2 separate regions of the Homo sapiens genome follow, and region 2 is linked to region 1. Evidence: read pairs that join two places in POLR2A ChIA-PET (ENCODE). Cell type or tissue: IMR-90. All regions are shown on one strand. Region 1 has its middle 20 kb from the start of LINC03080. Region 2 overlaps LRRC28 (leucine rich repeat containing 28).

Region 1 (5,000 bases):
ATAAATTTCTTTGAATTTATTTTGTTTGAGGGTCACTCAGTTTCTTGAATCAGTAAATTTATGTCTTTTGACAAATTTAGGAAGTTTTCAGCCATTATTTCTTTGAGTACTTTTTCAGCCCTCATTCTCCTCTTCTTCTGGAACTCTGATGACAATAAATGTTAGAATTTTTTAATCATCCCACATATCCCTGAAACTCTCTTGTTCTTCTACTACTACTCTTCTCCTTCTCCTCCTTCTTCTTACTCTTCTGTCTATGTTCTCTTTGTTCAAACTGGGTAATATCTGTCGTTCTATCTTCGAGTTTGTGGATACTTTTCTCAGTCCATTCTACTGTTAAGCCCATCATTGAGTTTTTAATTTCAGTTACTGTATTTTTCAGTTTTAAATTTCTCATTTGGTTCTTCTTTTTATCTTCTATTTCTTTGCCTAGATTTTCTATTTTTCACTTGTTTCAGGTGTGTTTGTAATTGCTTTTTGAAGCATATTTATCATATTTGCTTATCATATTCTAACATTTCATCATCTCAGTATTGGTATATATTGATTGTCTTTTTCATTCAAATCGAGGTTTTGCTGGTTCTCAATAAGACAAGTGATTTTTGACTGAAACCTGGACATTTGGGGTATTATGTTGTGAAATTCTGGATTCTATTTAAACCTTCTGTTCCAGTTGGTTTCTTCTGAGATTGCTCCAGCAGCAAAAGTGGAGACACTGTGCTGTCTTGTTACTGCCAGGTGGAAGTAGAAGTTCATGTTCTCTACTTGTCCTTTATTAATGCCTGGGGAGGGGGGCGGGGGTGGGAAGATCCTTGTTCCTACTAGCCCAGAGTGGCAATTCTACCTCCCCACTAGGCTCCACTGATTCCACCCCTGTGGGAGACAGGGAGGGATGCCTCGTTATTCCTAAGTCCGGGCTCTCCGTGTATTCTCCATTGACGGTGCAGTGGCAGGAGCTAAACTGTTTTCCTCTATAATACTTGCTGTCAAAAATGAAGCTGTGACGAACATCTGTGCTCCAGTGGGAGGATCTAGAGTCTTAGAGGTAGAACTGCTGATAAGAGAAAATGCTTATGACGCTTTGAGAGCAGTGCTTTTCAAATTGGGCATTCCAGTGGGTGCTGGGGACTTCATGAGGGAGCATAGGGAGCTACACGGGTGTCAGGCAGGTGGGGATTTGGGTTCTCCACACTAATTCAGCAGGAGAGGCCTCCCTCTCCCCTGTCCCATTCACTCAGCTCTGAGCCAGATTTCATTTGAAACATTAGTTCCATGGCTGAAAAAAGAGAAAGCATTTGGAAACCACGGTGAAAATATCTGAGTTTCTCTCTATTTGTGGATGTCTGTGATGATATGAATCATAATCCATCCCAGCGACGTTTCTGAGGCTGCTTGGGGAAGGAGCCATGAACCGGAGTATAACTGGCTATAAGAGCCTTTGAAAATAATGAATTTGCCATCAGATTATCTTAAAATGCAAACCATCTTGTTGCATTTAAAACAGCATTTAATTTATAACAAAGCTAATTAACACATCATTTTTCAGACACATATCAATTATGCGAAACGAGGTGCACCTGTACTAAAATTCCTTGGTTCACTGATTCGAAGAAGAACATCAGCAAGAACATCAGCTCGGATGGGCCCTTAGAGAGCAACAATAGATTTGAAATAAGGGACAAGCCAGGAGGTTGCCGGGGGGCGGGTAGGGGGATAGTTGCAAAAATGTTCTGAACTTTAAAATAACGGTCCCTTGCAAACAGAAGTTTTTTCTCCAAAGTGTCTCTCCTCCAGATCTCCCATCTACCATTTCCACCCTGCATGTGAATCTCACTTCTAGAGGCAGCTGCCTCACGTTCAGCTTACGACACCTTCAGAAGCTTTGCTAATAAATGCATATCGAAAAAGCGTTCTGCCCATGGGGACCAATTTCTTTTTCCATCACCCGTGGCTTCTCAACATGAAATTAAAGGCAGAAGCAAGTAATTGCAGCTGGTGGCAGCTCCCAAGGTTTAGCTACTGCCAAGGGATCTGGTCCATGCCTCGTCCCCTCTGTTTCTCCCTCCTCTCATCCAAGGACCAAGCAAAATATGGGGCATGACCTGCAAGAAGGTGATCCTCCCAGCTAGAGCACAGCTCTCTGAGTAGCAGTTCTCAGGAAGCCTGTGAGCTAGCCCAGCCAGGGGCTTTTCCAGGCTTTGTCTCAAGTGCAGGGCTTGGAGAAGAATATTGCCAGCCTTCAGTCCCAACTCAGGACCATCAGTGACCTCATGGGGACCTCACTTTGGTGGGAGAGGTTGGAGGATGATGCTCTCCTCCCAGGGAAGTAAGCCTAAGGGCAGATTCCTCTCTCTGCCCTGGGGGAGAAAGTAAAAGGGAGGGAGGGCTTCTCACAGTGCCCATCTGGCCCTGTGGAGAGTTGCTGGTGACATTTCAGTCAGTCATCCAGTCAAACTCATGTGTACCAAAAAAAAAAAAAAAAAAAAAAAAAAAAAGGCAAGTAGAATGTGCCGAAGGCTTGGAGTCAAGGATAGCATCATGATTTTTGGCTTGAGCTAAGAAACGATGGAGTTGCTGAGATGTTGGGAGGCGTACATAGCTTTTGGGGGTAGAAATCAGGAGTGCAGGCTTGTCAGGGAGGCAGTTGGATTTATGACCCCAGATTTCAGGGGAGAGGGCTGGTCTGGAGATAGAAATGAGGGAGGCACCAGCTGGTTTGGACATTCTTTCCCCAACGGTTTCATACCTGGCAAGGCCTCACTCCCCACTGGTGGGTTGGGTGTGTTCTCCCCCACGGGCCCTGCCCACCTGCCCTCTCTCCCTGCGGAGAGGGGCCTCCCCTGGGGGCCCTCCACTCCTGCCAGCCGAGCTCCTGGGCTGGCGAGTTCTCTCTGTGCTCAGGCCCCAGACGGAACACCTTCTGATAAGATTCCCCAGCCCGCTCACGGCTGCCCACCCACTCCAGCCAAGTGTCACGGAAGGAATGTGGTGGCAGCTGGGCCCGAATCACAAGACAGAAACTCCCAGGACACGTAGGTCAAGCCAGGAAGTGCCTCCTGAAAGGGAGAAGCCCGGACAGGCCGTGCATGGGCGGGGGCTCAGAGGAAACCAGCGCCAGTGAGTCAGCCTGCAGTTCTGTTGGACAGAGTGTGGGCTGCCAGAGAAAACAAATTCCTCCAGCAGGTTTATCTCCTTGTGGAGGAGGCCTAATCAGCAGCACGAAGTGGCAAAGGAGGGAGGCCATATGCTCCTGACCTGGCTGAGCTGCCCATGCCCGGATTAGCTGGGTCAGCCAGGCCGAGCGCCTGGTTCCAGGATGGAGGCTCGCTTCTGGTGGGTCCTGGGTAGGGCAGAGGCCCCCGTACCAAGCCAGCCAGATCCATCCCATCCTAAACCCTCCAGGGGGATGGAGCTCCAACAGAAATGAGGAGGGGCAGAAAGGAGACAAATGAAAGCAAATGTGGGTGCAGAATTTCTGAGGTGCCACAGGAAACTTTCCACAGCCACATGCTGTGCTTTCAGTGGGAAATGTGTTAGGCTTGGCAATGCCAGGGAGGGCCACAGTGCAGGGGAGGTGAATGGTGGCTTCCGGATTTGTGCAGCGCACACTCTGCCCTGCCATCCCCGGGGCCCTGGATGGAAGGTCACAATTCTTTATCTATATGGCTTCAGTGATGTTAGGAGAGGCACATTCCCATCCTCAGCAGGTGCATTTGGAGAATCCATAGCACCTAAGAAAACAGGACAGGTGGGCCCTGCTCAGTGGAGCAAGTCACCTGCCCCTTAACAAGGACCACATGTAACCACCCTCAGTTCTTCCTCCACTCCTGCTTCCTTCTCCAGGGGTTCTCAGAGTGTGGCTCCCAGTCCGGCAGCACCAGCACCACCTGGGAACTTGATAGAAGTGCAAATTCTTGGGCCCTCCCAAGACCTGCTGGATGGGAAACTCTGGGGTGGGGCCTAGTTGTGTGTTTAATAGCCTCACCCCACCACCTTCCCCCAGGAAGAAGCATCTTTCTCCCCTACGCAGCCTGGGGACAGGCAGCTCTGGCCTTGGAATCACTAGGGGAACTTTTAAAAGTGCCCGTGCCTGGGTCTCACCCCTACAGATTCAGATTTCTCTGGTCTAGGTTTTAGCCTGGGCATCAGGATTTTTGGCTGTTTTGCAGGCTGAAAGTGCTTCTGTGTTCTGGGGTGCTGGGCTCAGGGTCATCACCTGGAACCACGAACCATGAGATGGAGGCTTGCACTTGACACCTTGCAGGTCTGACCCTCATGCCTGGGGAGACAGCTCAGCTCAAGAGAGGTGCTTGTCTTCGGCGTGCACCGGAATCATGCCTGGGGAGAGAGCTCAGCTCAAGAGAGGTGCTTGGTCTTCGGTGTGCACCAGAATCATGCCTGGGCTGTGAGGGGGGTGCCCAACCATGCAGATTCCTGGGAATCTTCCCCAGACATCCCAGTTTGGTAGGCCTGGAGTGGGGCTGGGGAGTGTGCATCGTGAGCAATGTCCTGGGTGATTCTGATGTGTGCTCAGGGATCTTCCCTTTGAGAGCCACAGAACAGGGACATCTGAATGAGGTTCTGCTTCCATCTCTACCACTCACCAGCCACAGGCCCCCAGCAAGCCCCTTCACCTATGGTTGCTTTGTGCGTAACTTGGGGAAAACAGCAGCCTCCCTGGACCCCTCAGCACAGTCCTGAGACCACATGGATCTGGGCAAGACTGGCCGCTGTGGATGGCAGGACAGACAGAAGGAACTGCTCGACTGTCCTCCGGCCACCTACAGTTGGCCTGCGTGGAAGGAGTAATACTTACTGAGACTGCCCAGCAGAGGTGGCGAGTGTCGTGGCCGAAAGACCAGGCCCAGAGTGCGTGGGTGCCACTCGCAGCTCCCAGCAGCCGCAGGGAGGGGGCTGTGGGTCCCAGGCAGGCTTTGGGGTGCAAGGCAGGAGAAGGGGCAGGCCCTGAGGTCCCAGGAGCTGGATCTGAGACCAAGAGG
Region 2 (5,000 bases), 100 kb after region 1:
CTATTATCTTTGCTTCACAGAAGGTTCCAGAATACATCTCTCAGCTTGGAGTTCATCAGCCTGTATAGGCACTGAACTCATCTTGGGCTTTCCCAAGACAGCTGCATAAGTTTTCCTAAAAGAAGGCCACTACTCCTAGGACTGCCCCTGGAGTTGTGCTATACCAACGGGGGGAATGGCTGTCTTCTATGTATACACTTATTGTCATCCCTTTTCTTGCCAGAACTACTCATAGCATGGGCCAAGTCATGCAGGATGATGGGGACTAGAAGGGGAGAGTCAAACATGCTGATTAGGTTGCCCCCGGGGTGTTCACTTGGCTGCTGAAGTGGGGAAGGGAAGGTCAGTCACAAGTGGGTCCTGGTGGTTGAGTGGCCCCATCTTAATCCTTGGCCACTCAGGGAAACACTTTAGGGTGGTTCTGTGCCAGCGTTGTAGAAGGAGAAGATGAAGCCATCTTTCTAAAAGCCTGACTAAAAAGAAAAGATTATTGCTGCTCTGAAAATAAAAGCCCATTAACTGAAATATCTGTTTTGGTTGCTAGAATCATGATTTATTTTGAGGGACTATCTCAAATGTTGAGTTCTAAATATTTCCAACTGGTAAAATCCTAGACACTAGGACTGTCACTGCAGTAAAACTGTCATGGCAATGGGCTTCAGTGAAAGAAAACCTTCTAAATTAATGCTGATTCCTCTACTTTCTGTGACTAGCACCACTGAGTTTATAACGGTATGTGTGGTAGGTACATCAAACCATCACGTGTACCATTTAAATAATTACAATTTTATTTGTCAACTCTACCTCAATAAAGCTGGGGTGTGTGGGGGGAAATAAAGGTGTTTCTTTCTGTAATAAAAAAAGGTATACATGGATTCATTTTTCTTTAGACTAGAAAATAATAACTTACTGACTGAACCCAATGTGCAATATTCCAAACTGCCTGCCCAATATCCTTAGTTTCTAAGGATACCTGGTTTAGCATATCATCAAGGGCAAAGACAAAATTGAACAGAAGTACCAAAAGTAGTTAATCTATTTTTTAGTTCAAAATGTGAAATCGGCCTTACCCACTGCACCCGATGACTTTATTGTACAGATAAGATGGCAAGCCTTTCAGGTGAATGTTGTTATCCACGTATACATACTGTAGTTCTCGAGATCGACCTAAATCTGGATTAGAAAGAAAAGTGCTGTAATTCCTATATACAGGCACCATTATAATGTGAAATATAAAATTTAATACATAGTATTAGAAATATTCGAAGATTTCTACTCTGGAAGAAAACCATAAAAAGTGTTATATAAAGTAAGTTATGGGTCAGCCTAAACAAGCCTAGTTCTGCCCCTTGATACAGATTCTTTGCTTGGCCAAACTTTAGTCAGGTTCCTAAACCTTCTTCTAGGTCCACGTGTGGACCCTGTAAAATCCAGTTTTAGCAAAGAACTCTGCTAAGTCAGTTTAGCAAGAACCCCTCACTTGGGATATCTGATTGGGTTCCTCCTTTCTCCCCCATCTCCTTGGTCTAATCACCCTGGCCTGTCTTCAGCAAGAATTCTATTTGGTCAGTCATCCCTTTTCTTGCCAGAACTACATATTGTCTCCTTATTCCTGATGTTGCCTCTGAGCAATTTTCCATCCAATGACCACCTTGCTCCTTGGCTGTAAATTCCTACTTGCCCACGTTATATTCAGAGCTGGCCCAATCTCTTTCCCCAACTACAAGACCCAGTTGCAGTGGTTGCTGTACCTAGGCTGATGGTCTCAAATAAAGTCTTCCTTACTATGCTTTAACAAGTGCCACTGAATAACTTTTTCTTTAACACCTTATACAGAGATTTCCTGTGTCTCACCTCCCATGGGCAAAGGTGGATGGAGGAGGATTAGGGATCAGGCACTGGCTAGGCAGGAGTCTGAAGATCCAGGCAGATGTAGGAATAGACAGAACTTCCTCATGAGGAAGAAGTGAAGCAGAACCCAAATCCCAGTCCCGTGAGGTGTGACAGTGGCATAGACAAGACTTAAGGGCCAGAGAGCAGGAGCTGGAGTGGGTATGAACCTAGAAAGGGAGGAAGTTGAGAAAGGGGGCCCCAAAAGAAGGGCCTACAACAGTAACAAGAATGTCAGAAAGAGGCAGAATTCAGGTATTTCCCAGAGGTAGCAGGGCAGTGAGAGGGCAAAGAATGGAAGAGGATCCAGTGAGGAAATAAGGCTGAAAGTACGGATGGAGATTCCCGGCAAGTACAGGTGGTGGAGACACTTCTCAGATATACAGGCCATCCCTTCCCATGTGCCCAGGAATGTCCGACCAGCTCTCCTCTCCGCTCCTAAGCACTCACTGACTAGGGCTATTTGTCTTTATTGTCACAGAGGTACACAACAGAGTCCTGAGCAGTCTTGCTAACCATCTGCTCTTAAGAAAGAACATAATATGGCAGGGGTGGGGGGTGGTGGTGCTTATGCCTGTAATCCCAGTACCTTGGGAGGCCAAGACAGGCGGATTGCTAGAGCCCACGAGTTCAAGACCAGTCTGGGCCACATGGTGAAACCCTATCTCTACCAAAAAAATACAAAAAAATCAGCCAGGTGTGCTGGCATGTGTCTCTAGTTCCAGCTGCTCAGGAGAGGTGAAAGGATCGTTTGAGCCTGGGAGGTCGAGGCTGCAATGAGCCAAGATCATTCCACTGCATCCAGCTTGTGCAACAGAGCCAGACCCTGACTAAAAGTTTTAAAAAAAGAGAGAGAGAAAAAAGAAAGAACATAGTCTTTGAAAGGTTTTCTAGGGTTCTGCTTACAAACATAGAAGATAGGCTGAAGGAGAGCTCCTCCTCCTCATCTTTCTTTAGTTTAGGAAAGTCAAAGGCCCAGACAGCTGAATCAGGAGGTTTTTAGATTCATTTACATTGCAAATGAAAACCCATTTAACCATTAAGGACCTTCAGGCACTGTGCTAGGCCTTGGAAATGTAGCTATGAATACAGCATAACCGATGTGGAAACAGGAAAAACAGTAACTGTAATACAATACGATCACTGCTATTAGAGAGGCTGGTTGAAGGTCTTTTGCTTCACAAATGGGTTCTGGACAATTTGTCCCAGAAAGCAGGAGGAGCGTAATATAAAGTTAAGGTAAGAAAGAGTTCCTGTGGGAGAGGGTAGGGTGGGTTAACATTACTTCCTGCTGGTCTTACTACAATCATCCTGCCCAGTTACAAAAAGGAACCACAATTTCCCTCAAAAGGGTTACAACAATTTACACCCCTACCAGCTACGTATGAGAGCATCTGCTTCCCCATAGGAAGCAAAACATCACGTTTTTAAATTTTTGCCATCCTTATAGGTAAGAAAAGGTATCTTGACATTGTTTTAACTTGCATTTTTCTTTTTTTTTTTTTTTTTGAGACGGAGTCTCGCTCTGTCGCCCAGGCCGGACTGCGGACTGCAGTGGCGCAATCTCAGCTCACTGCAAGCTCCGCTTCCCGGGTTCACGCCATTCTCCTGCCTCAGCCTCCCGAGTAGCTGGGACTACAGGCGCCCGCCACCGCGCCCGGCTAATTTTTTGTATTTTTAGTAGAGACGGGGTTTCACCTTGTTAGCCAGGATGGTCTCGATCTCCTGACCTCATGATCCACCCGCCTCGGCCTCCCAAAGTGCTGGGATTACAGGCGTGAGCCACCGCGCCCGGCCGCATTTTTCTACTTATGAGTTTGAACATTTCAAAACTATGTCTGAGGGGCATTTATATACATTTTGTAAATTGCCTGTTCAAATATTTTTCTCATTTTTTGATCCGGTTTTTGGTATTTCATCCCTTGTTTTTTAAGAGTCCTTTACGTATCAGGGACATTGGTTCCATGTCTGTGGTTTATGTTATGACTACTTTCTCTCAGTTTGTCAGCTATCATTTAACTTAGCTGATGGTGTATTTTTGTCATGCAAAATTCTGAAAAGTCTTCCAATTTATCTTTTTCTAAATTGCCTCCAGAGTTTGAGTCGTAGTTAGAAAACCTCTTCCCTGTGACATCCAAGTTTAAGCAGAATTCACCGATGTTTTCTTCTAGTGTTTACATGGTTTCATTTTTCTTTTCCTTTTTTTAACAAATAGAGTCCTAATTTATTTGGAGTCTATTCTTATATATGGCATAAAAAGTACAGCTAATAATTCCTTTTTTCAAATGGTGATTCAGCTGTCTCAGTGTCATTTATGAACTTTTTAGTCCATTTTTACTCCAGTACACCAAAAAAAGATCTCTAAGACTAGAAGATAAAAACAATTATAAAGTGTGCAGATTCCAGAAGAGAATAACCGTGGTGTTAATTGAGCTGAAAATATGTAAAAAATAAAAGAGATGAAACCCCAAAGATTTCACAAAAAAAACTAGTAGAACATACAAATGAATTCACTATAGCTACAGGATACATTTCAACGTATAAAATTCATAGCATTTCTATATACAAATAACAACCTACCAAAGAAAGAAATCAAGAAAACAATCCCATTTATGATAGTATTTTTTAAAAATATCTAGGAATAAATGTAACTAAGGAGGTAAAAAGATTTGTACACTGAAAACTATAAAAAACTGATGGGAGAAAATGAATAATACACAAATAAGTGGAAAGATATCCAGTGTTCATGGATAGGAAGAATTAATACTGTCAAAATGTCCAAACTACCCAAAGCAATATACAGATTTAATATAAGGTCTATCAAAATTCCAGTGGCATTCTTTATAAAAGTAGAAAAAAATTTTCTAAAATTCATATGGAGCTACAAAAAAAACAAAAAAAAAACAACAAAAAAAACCCAAATAGCCAAAGCAATACTGAGACAGAAAAATAAAACTGGAGGCATCTCACTTCCTGATTTAAAATTATTTTACAAAGCTATGGTAACAAAAACACTATGATGCGGCATAAAAACAGAAACCTAGACCAATGGAACAGAACAGAGAGTCCAGAAATGAATCCAAACATAAATGGGCACCAAGAGGACATAA

Evidence for each region. ChIA-PET counts read pairs that join two places held together with the same protein. Peaks named below come from ENCODE experiments on the same cell type or tissue, not always from the same donor. Only the 100,000 strongest peaks of a DNase experiment are listed, where the experiment ranks them.
Region 2: POLR2A ChIA-PET joins it to region 1 with 7 read pairs; 3 of 35 experiments call an interaction of 5 or more read pairs at or near these places.

The regions. Positions count from the first base shown.
Region 1 is chr15:99,453,211-99,458,210 of GRCh38, reverse strand. No RefSeq gene overlaps it. Among named protein-coding and RNA genes, the nearest start is that of LINC03080, 20 kb to the right of the region's middle. RefSeq lists an enhancer at 4,974-5,000. In IMR-90, no CTCF peak of the experiment used is centred here; a DNase peak (open chromatin) is centred at 3,080; H3K27ac peaks cover 2,833 bases.
Region 2 is chr15:99,348,542-99,353,541 of GRCh38, reverse strand. It overlaps LRRC28 (leucine rich repeat containing 28), which reads right to left. Exons shown (of 10, transcript NM_144598.5): 7 at 1,071-1,173. Among named protein-coding and RNA genes, the nearest start is that of LINC02244, 51 kb to the left of the region's middle. In IMR-90, no CTCF peak of the experiment used is centred here; no DNase peak of the experiment used is centred here.